Regions from separate parts of the Homo sapiens genome. Here region 1 is linked to region 2. A link is a loop called in an ENCODE intact Hi-C map of the cell type or tissue named here. Cell type or tissue: B cell. All regions are shown on one strand.

Region 1 (5,000 bases), 62 kb after region 2:
AAACTTCCCTCTGAGTGTGAGCTTTGTCCTGTTTGGAAGGGCTCCTTAGTGGCCTCTACCTACAGCGCCACTGTACACTCGCCCTCCCCCCATCAGGCGTGATTTATATTTTTGACACCCAGTGATGTAAAGCCAAGATCTGGGGTGTTTTTCTCCCAGAAGTCTTCCCCCAACCCTAAAGGAACTCTGAAGACACCAGGGATCCTCACCCAAATCTATCCTTCGACATTCCAGTCCCAAATGCAAATGATTATCTTTGGAGGAAGAGTAACACCTACTCACCCACCAGAATAGTGTCCCCAGAAACCTAGTCCAGCTGAAATGATCTTTTAAGTAATTTTTTGATATATATTCTCAAATAGGGGGATGCAGGCATTTTATTATGTACCTCAGATTGTTCTGGCAAAGGGTTGCCCAACTATGTGACCCAGTTCCTTAACATTTTGAAAGTCTGAAGTCCTACAACTTATCCTGAGTTCATCAAATGCATCTAGCAAAGAGACGTATAAAGGCAGGAGACTCAAACTATCTGCTACCCATGTCTGACTGCCAGACTGACTATAAAACACAAACTTCATATTGAACAGCTTTGTCACGTTCACCTGCAGACGCTGTTGCCCCAGTTTTCCTCTTTCCCACCCCGCACTGCACACGCTCTTCTCCCTCTCCTTACCATCACACACATGCAGTTTCTAGCCCTGTTTTTAGCTCTGCAGTCAGCACTTGCCTCATAGGTGTGAGAGAATCAATTGAAGTGGAACTGAAGAACAGCCTTCTAGATAGTAAACATGTAATTGTTCATTTCACATTGCCTCCCCAGAGTCCTAGGGGGATAAAGTTTTAAAATTACATATTTTTATTTATGAGTTACTTATGTGAATATTCCTGTTTAATGTGATACACATAGGGAATAAAGAATGCTTGAACACAATCTATTCTCTGAATATTTGCACAACAGGCTGTACTGTAGAAAGAAGCAAGAAATGGCCGGGCGCAGTGGCTCACGCCTGTAATCTCAGCACTTTGGGAGACCGAGGAGGGCAGATCACGAGGTCAAGAGATTGAGACCATCCTGGCCAACATGGTGAAACCCTGTCTCTACTAAAAATACAAAAATTAGCTGGGTATGGTGGTGCGCACCTGTAGTCCCAGCTACTCAGGAGGCTGAGACAGGAGAATCACTTGAATCCGGGAGGTGGAGGTTGCAGTGAGCCGAGATCGTGCCACTGCACTCCAGCCTGGTGCCAGAGTGAGACTGTGTCTCAAAAAAAAAAAAAAAAACAGAAGCAAGAAACAGAGAATAGTATCCAGGGTGTAGGCCACATTTTCCCATAAAAAACAATATTTATGTTCACCCACCCTTAAACAAATGGAGGGTGGGGAAGAGGATGAGAGGGAAATATTTATTAAAATGTAGCAAAAATACACTTTATAATATATGAACAGATCCCCTCCTAATGTATTCTCAAACTTAAAAGTTGAAGACCATCTCAAATTATCACTCGTCCATTTTCATTTGCACCTAGTTTTTCCCGTCCTGCCTCCCAGAGGTCTGTGCCATTAACAGGACCGATATTTACACATAGGATGTGTGAAAGACAGAGTGCTTTCTTCAGTAATTTTCACCTGTGAACACCATTTGAAAAGAATCGGTGGACATGTCAGAGTGAGGCAAGATTACAGACTCCCTTTTACGCCACAGCTAGTAAAAAAAACTAAAAAAAGTAAACATCATAAATAGACAACAGGAAAAAGAAATCAACTTATTAACAGCAAACAAACAAACAAGCATAAGTTAATACTACACTTGAAAAATGATCTGACGAGAAAAGAAACCGAACTTCTGCCTTAGCTAAGCTGGATCCTAAAGGTGGTCCCCAACTTGCTGAAACTGTGCTAGGAAAAGAAGGTTTCCACAAAACCATGAGCGTTCTCTTTATATCCCCAAACTTGGAGAGGAGCAGAATTGGAGGTATATAGTCAGCCAAGAAGAAATCATGAAAAATACCTGGAGAATATAAATGCCTGAGGCTGATGCAGGACTAGCGGAGTCCAGAGGAAGCTCCGGAGGTCACTCTTTTGATGTATCTGAGTGAGGGAAAAAGTAGAGCAAAAAGGCAGAAAAACAAAATACATCTAATTATCTCAAATGATGAATAGGAAGCTATGAAAGTTGAAGATAAAAGAGAAAATAAAAAATAAGACACCCACACAAAAAGCCAGTGGAAAAGATGATTACATTGAAGCTACAGTGAAAATAGCCTTCCCTCACCCTGCCTGCCTTAATGTTAACACTGGCTGAAACCCACAGGCACTCTGATTCTTTCTCTATACTAAGTGGAAATGAAAGAATGAAATGGGGAAGTAAAAACCAGGGCTGACTCAGGAAGAATCAGAGGTTCCGGGACTCTACCATTAAAGGAGGACTGATCTGAAGCCTGGGGGATACCCCCTCAGCTACTGGACATGCCCATACCAGTCAAGTGAATCTTGATACAAGACAGTTGACAAAATCTCAGAACTAAGAAAGTAAAAACTAAAGCCACTAATAAATGCTACCCTCAACCCTAAGCTTTTATTAAAAAGTAGAATGGAATATTGAGTCATCAAGCTAGCATAGATGGAAAGACAAATCAATCTCACATTAAAAAGAACCAAGAAGACATACCAGAGAAAATAGAGGTCTGGGCAGAGCTGTTCATGCTAAACACAAGTAGGATAGGAAGAAATGCCATGACAGTTGTGTAATAATTTTACAGGAAAATACATAAAAGGTATAGAGTATGCAAAAAACAAAAATTCCACTTGAATCCTTCTTGAGATAGAACTTAAGAAGGAAATTAATTCAGTGAAACGAGCTAAAAGACAACTTGACAAAATATCAAAATTAGATGTAAAACACGGAAATCAAAGAAAGGATTAAAAACACCATTTCTTATGATGTAAATTAGAAACTGCAAGGAAAAGACTGCACACAATTTTAAATTGAATTATGGACAGGGCAGAGGGGCTATTCAGAGTGAATGCAAAGAATGAGACAAACACAAAGTAGATACTAATAACAAAAACCAACCTAAAGATTACTGTCTCCAAGGCAAAGAACCCAACAAATAGACACAAAAATACTTTCAAATATGATAATAAGGAGTCTGACTCCATTTTTGATGTTGGCTGACAGATTTCAAGCCCCACTACTCCCTCTTCCCCTTCTGCCCCACATCTGGGCAAAGTGTTAAGCCCAGCTGTTTCCTTCTCTGGCACTGATGAGAAATTCAAGCCACGTAAGCCCCTGACTGCAACAGGGAAACCTCATCCTGGCCCGACCCCCAACCACCATAAAGCCCCAGGCCAATTGGCCTTCCCTGCTGTCGTAAGCCATTTTTGGTTTTGCTTGAGAGTCTGCTCTGCTCTCCCCAGAAAACCTCATTATGTAAGTAATAAATCTTGTTACATACCTCCCTGCTGCATGAATGGCATCATCAGTCTAGACACCTGTGTCAGTCTGTTTTCACACTGCTGATAAAGACATACCCAAGACTGGGCAATTTACAAAAGAAGGAGGTTTAATGGACTCATAGTTCCACGTGGCTGGGGAGGCCTCACAATCATGGCAGAAGGCAAAAGTCATGTCTCATATGGCAGCAGACAAGAATGAGCCAAGTGAAAGTGGTTTCCCCTTATAAAACCAGCAGATCTCATGAGGCTTATTCACCACCACAAGAACAGTGTGGGGGAACCGCCCCCATGATTTAATTATCTCCCAGTGAGTCCCTCCCACAACATGAGGGAATTATGGGAGCTACAATTCAAGGTGAGACGTGGGTGGGGACACAGCCAAACCATATCAACACCTAACCAAACTTGGTGTACAAAGTCCATTTTGCCTCTGTAGGATGATCAAAACAAATATTTAATAGAAGACCATTTCTCTGTAATGTCAGAAAAACTGAATATACAGTCTAATGAAAGAGCAAATTATTTTTTGGAAAAACTGATAGAATATGATGATTATGGGACAGATTCTGGTAAAATTATCAAATTCCAAGGATAAAGAAAAATTTATTCAAGCGACATGGTGAAAAAAGCATGTCACTTACAAGAGTAAAATAATCAACAACTTTCAGACTTCTTCATAGCAATGTCTACAAAGGGTCGAGAAAAGCGAACATGCTATTCAATATTAAAGCAAAAGTCAGATCTTACTAAGCGTGGCTGCATTCATAGTTTTCATGGGCTCTTTTTGTTAAAACTAATAGTTGAGAACAAGCCAACCAAGAGATTAATGAAAATACAGAACTCAGTAGCAGAGATGCGGTGGCATGTAGTGAACATTAAATCCATATAAAACTAAAATTTAGTTAATTTATGAAATTAAGTAGAAATGTTATAATGTTTGATAATATAGAATCATCATATAGCTTAGACAACTGATTTTTAAATGGACAAAATTGGGTGGAATAAAGTTTTAAGAGTACTTATTTCTTTATCTTTCAAAGCAAATGCTATGAATCAAACATTCTCTTAAAGAAATACAACAGTGCCCCATAAATATCTATACCTACTATGTCCCAACAAAATTTAAAAAATTAAAATGAAATACATTATTTAAAAAATAAATTGATTATAACATCTTAAAATGTTTCCATAATCTTTTTTTTTTTTTTTGAGTTGGAGTCTCACTCTGTCACCCACTGCAAGCTCCGCCTCCTGGGTTCATGCCATTCTCCTGCCTCAGCCTCCTGAGTAGCTGGGACTACAGGTGCCTGCCACCACGCCTGGCTAATTTTTTGTATTTTTAGTAGAGATGTGGTTTCACTATGTTATCCAGGATGGTCTCAATCTCCTGACCTCTTGATCTGCCCGCCTCAGCCTCCCAAAGTGCTGGGATTACAGGCATGAGCCACCATGCCAGGCCCCAAATGTTTCCATAATCTCTTTAAAACTTTGCAGAGGTGGCACTCTAGAGAACTCTAGTCTGAATATGGCTCATGGGCTATAGA
Region 2 (5,000 bases):
ATATTATCTCACAACTGTTAGAATGACTATTATCAAAAAGACAAGAGACAACAAACGCTGGTGAGAATGTGGAGAAAAGGGAACCCCGTACACTGATGGTGGAAATGTAAATTGGTATAGCCATTAAGGACAACAGTTTGAAGGTTCCTCCAAAAATTCAAATTAGAACTACCAGGAATCTCCTGCTTGGTATATATTCAAAGAAGATGAATCCAGTATGTTAAAGAGATATCTGCACCCCCATGTTTGTTGCAGCATTATTCATAACAGCCAAGATATGGAAACAACGTAACTATCTATCAATGGATAAATTGTGGTATGTGTATGTGTCCATATGTGTACATATATATACGCATAGACATATATACAGACAGACACATACACACACACACACACACACACACATAGTAGTATGAGTCAGCCTTGAAAAAGGATATAGTGCCATTTGCAACAACATGGATGAATCTGGAGGACATTATGGTAAGTGAAATAAGCCAGACGTAGAAAGAAAAATACTGCATGATCTCACTTATATGTGGAATTTTTTAAAAATGCCTATTAGAACAGAGATTATCAGAGACAAGGAAAGGGAAAAAATGGGGAGAAGCAGGTTAAAGCATATAAACTTGCAGTTATGTAGGATAAATAAGTCTGGAGATCTGATGTACAGCATCAGGACTATAATTAATGATATTGTATCGTAAACTGAAATTTTGCTAGGAAAATAGATTTTACGTGCTTTAACCACAAACACAAAAAAGGTAATAATGGCAGGTGATGGGTGGGTTAATTTTCTTAATAGTAGCAATCATTTTACTATGTATATTTATATCAAAACAGCATGCCGTATACCTTAAATATATACAATTTAAAATCCACTCAACAATGTTAAATATGTGAGAGAATGATTTTATTTATATTTGAATTATGTCCTATCAGTTGAATTATCTCATTTGTATGTGTAATTAAGGGTGAGAAAGTATGCTTTAGTGTGATTTATTCTAATAAAGATATGATACGTGATACTTCAATGAAAAAAAAAAGGAAAATGCAGACGAACTCACATAAGTAGCTAAAAAATGTGAAGGTCATTCCAAATCAGTCAATACTAACACCACCTTTAAGATGAAAAGATTTAAATTTCTATAACAAGAATTCATGATTTGAATAGCATACATATTTTTCTCTGAGAAATCTATCCTAAATAGATCTGAGGACATCTTTTCTTTTTAACTGATGCAGTTATTTGCTCACATCAACATCATTGATGTCATGTAGCCCTTACAATAATATTTGTTAATAAAAGGCAGCCTCTGTTGAACTGACATCATTTATACTTTACTTACTACATAAGAATAAATGGTGTTTCTAATTGACTAAAAATGTAAAATTGTTTCAACTTAGTCAAATAAAGGGGAAAGAAAAATTAAATCTAGAGTCCATGTAACGATAATCCTATGAACAACCTTACATTTTACAACAGCTTTCAACACCTTGAAACATATACACATATTACAATTTCAACTGCTAAGTTATTAAATTAACAAGGTGATACAGCATCCTACTGATAAACTGGAACTCAAATAAAATTGCCTGGATTCAAATCCTAGGTCTACTGTTTACTATCTGTATAACATGGGAATATTATTTAACTTCTCTGTGCTTCCGTGTCTCCATTTATCAATAAAATAAGAATAATAAGAAATCATGCCTGGAAGAGAGGTTTTAACCACAAAAAGAAGTGATACTATGTGTAGCACAGAGTAAACACTTTAAAAAAGAACTTTTGCCCATTTTCTCACACTAAACAGAATTTGTCATATATTTTGGAAATAAGAATGAAGAGCTCTAAGTCAGAAAACTAGTATTAGAAGCCCCAAATTCATTCAAAATCATAATTACTTCTACATAAAGTACTTTCTGCAATCTGATTATAATCTAATTTAACATTAAGATAAATAAAAATTCTACTGTCAGGGTGATTTTACCACAGTTACTGTAAAAGAAAAAAAAATGAAACACAAGGATCCTTCCTCAAAAGATGCACAAATAAAATTTGGAATCCCTGTATTAACAAAACAGGTTTGTCTTTAACAGGAAATTTACTGGGGAAAAAAATGTACTAAGATTAATAGCAAAATTTAAGTATTTTAAGATATTCAAAGTTAAAGTGTTGGTGTCAGTCAAAATTATCAACATTTGTTACAAATGACATTACTCTCTAGAAATAAAGAATTTTCAGCTGACTACAATGGGCCTAGAACTAGTTACATCATAACCTAATAGAGCCATTCAATTATCTTATGGACTATTTTATTCTTTTTTCTCATGAAGAAATTAATACAAGTGACAGAATGTAACAAAAAAGTCAATAATGTAGAAAGCTTTTAATATATTTCATTTTGGCAAATGATCATATACAAATTTCAAAAGCCAAATCATGATGATTTCATTTATTTGTTCTATATGTATATGATTAATAAGCATTAATTTTGTTTATGGAAATAAATAAGAGAACTCTATTGTTCTATAAAGATTTGAAATGTAAACACTTAGCATTTCCTTCAACTACTGACTTCACAAATTATTTTGAATGTTATTTCAAATAACACTGTGAATGCCAGAAAAGGCTAGGTAAGCAAAGCACTCTACTGCCCCCTAACGAAAAAAACTTTAAGTCAGAAAACTCGATTTGAGGTATCTGTGGAACAGGAAAATAATCTCACTTTGCTAAACACAGTAGACAAACACTAAGACAATTAACCAAAAACAACTAGAATACATATCAAAATACTGCAGGAAAGCTACAATCACCTAGTTTTTGTGATAAAATTAATAGCAAAACAGGAAAGCCTCGAGACAGAAGTGTTCTAAGAAAGGAGACCACAGTCAAACAGTGTTATCCAGTGTGATAGCAATTAAAACTTCACTGCAGGCTGCATTTTTCATTTGTATGTTAGAAGTGAAAAAGAAGATAAGGAGCTCCTTATAAACCGTACTCTTCAGTGAATTACAGTAAGTTTTCAGTACAACAGCTCAAAAGTAAATACAACCAAAATAATCCCTCACAATTTACAGTGATTCTAATCCTCCCAGTAGTTTAATATATGTATATTTTCAGGATAACTACCCTATAAAATACACATTTATGAGAACTGTACCCAATGCTTCCTGTTTTAAACCAACACCAACTTCATAAGTATGACAGTTTTGTACTTTAAGATACTTTATATCATAAACTAAGCAGTGGTAACTTTTAATCTCCCTTTTTGTAAAAGCTTTCCTTTCCTTTAATAAACTTGTTTTTTAAAACATGCTCTATACCCTCATTCCTTTTTACTTAATATTCCAACCTGTGAAGAATTCTCATTTCATATTTGTAAATATTTGAAAGAAAAGTAGTTTGTGGTCCTTAATAACAGGAGTCACATAAAAATTAACATAAGGAATAAGATGAAGAGTACAAAGAATAGAATACCAAATCATAAAATCAAGGAGAAGGTAAACAAGAGAAAGAGCAGTAATTCCAGGCAGCAGTTCATTGAGGAAAAGAGGTATAGTAGTTAACTGTTCCTTTACAGCTAGGGCACACCATAACACTTGGAGATGGCATGCTTCTGCCTAGGTGATGGTAGCTCTATACCTCATTATGTGTCTGTCTATTGTTTAGGAGATATAAGACACAGGCACAAAATGTGTACAATGCCATAGAAGAGAAAGACAATACAAAGAAGTCACTTAAGTCTACATACAAGATGAAAGAGAAATATCTTTTATGTATGTGTGCTTCTCCTCTTCTTCCTCAGCATATTTGTTAATGAAAATGGTGCTCTAGCTCTGCAAGTTATAAGATTAATCAATGTGCATATATGCATCTATCCAAAATCTCAAAATACAAACACAGAAAAACATAAATGTACTCAAGCTCATATTTCAAATGAGTTAGATTTCACATCTAGATATTCACATCTTCCTGAATAATCTGAATGTCTTATTAACATGGCTGTCTTACTAGAAGCATTACTCTTTTATTCCTACTGCCTAAAAATATAACAGACACATAGGCATACTTTGAAGATGTAACAAAGAAGCTAGAAGGACTTGAGAATCCCAAAGACAAGCATTGCTGAACTCATGATGCTTAAAGCATATCCAATGTATGTGGTCAAAATAGTACACTTCCAACATACAAAATGCTTTTAGCTACGCAGACTTAACATTAGGTAGTCACGAAAAATAAAACAAAGGAAGTATATAGCTACTTGGAATGTGCATGTATGTATGTATTTTCACTCATGGAATAGCTCCAGTCTATGCTAGTGAGTTCCAGATCATCATCCTACACCTAAAGGAATAACTTACTCAGTTCACAGAAGAAACAAAAGGGACTTTTCAGGCTCTTTTTCCCCTCCTAATTTCCAGTAAGGATACATGTGAAAAATATAATCAAGAAAAAAGGGAGAGGGAATGCAAGGAACAAGGGAAGAGGTAATAACTTCATCAGGAAATAAATTTAGTGAGAGCTCTGAATTAAAACAAATGGATTGATTTCTTTATTTTAGCCAAAAACAAAAAAGTTTTATTGATGATGATGGTAGTAGCCAGCATTTATTGAGCACACGCTGTAATACTGGGCACTGGACTAAACACTTTACATATACTAGGTATTTAGTCTTCATAAAAATTGTGTAGATAGATACTATTACCTATATTTTACAGATAAAGAAACTGAGAATCAAAGATTAAGTAATTTGCCTGAGGTTACACTACACTAAACTGCAGAGCACACAGTAGTCCCCCTGCCCACTGTGGGGGGATGCATTCCAAAACTCCCAGTGGAGGCCTGAAACCATGGATAGTACTAAACCCAATATATACTGTTTTTTCCCATATATACAAACCTATGATAAAGTTTAATTTATAAATTAGGCACTGTAAGAGATTAACAACAATAATAATAAAATAGAACAACTACAACAACATAGTGTAATAAAGTTATG

What was found. A loop is a pair of places that touch in the nucleus more often than their neighbours do. Peaks named below come from ENCODE experiments on the same cell type or tissue, not always from the same donor. Only the 100,000 strongest peaks of a DNase experiment are listed, where the experiment ranks them.
Region 1: it touches region 2 in a loop (2.1-fold over the local background); 4 of 110 quality-filtered maps call a loop at or near these places.

The regions. Positions count from the first base shown.
Region 1 is chr5:116,074,041-116,079,040 of GRCh38, reverse strand. No RefSeq gene overlaps it. Among named protein-coding and RNA genes, the nearest start is that of COMMD10, 8.5 kb to the left of the region's middle. RefSeq lists an enhancer at 2,373-2,522. In B cell, no CTCF peak of the experiment used is centred here; DNase peaks (open chromatin) are centred at 2,380 and 3,400; H3K27ac peaks cover 2,042 bases.
Region 2 is chr5:116,135,637-116,140,636 of GRCh38, reverse strand. The region is part of intron 5 of COMMD10 (COMM domain containing 10); the gene reads right to left. Among named protein-coding and RNA genes, the nearest start is that of COMMD10, 53 kb to the right of the region's middle. RefSeq lists a silencer at 4,983-5,000. In B cell, CTCF peaks have their summits at 2,446 and 2,648; a DNase peak (open chromatin) is centred at 2,656.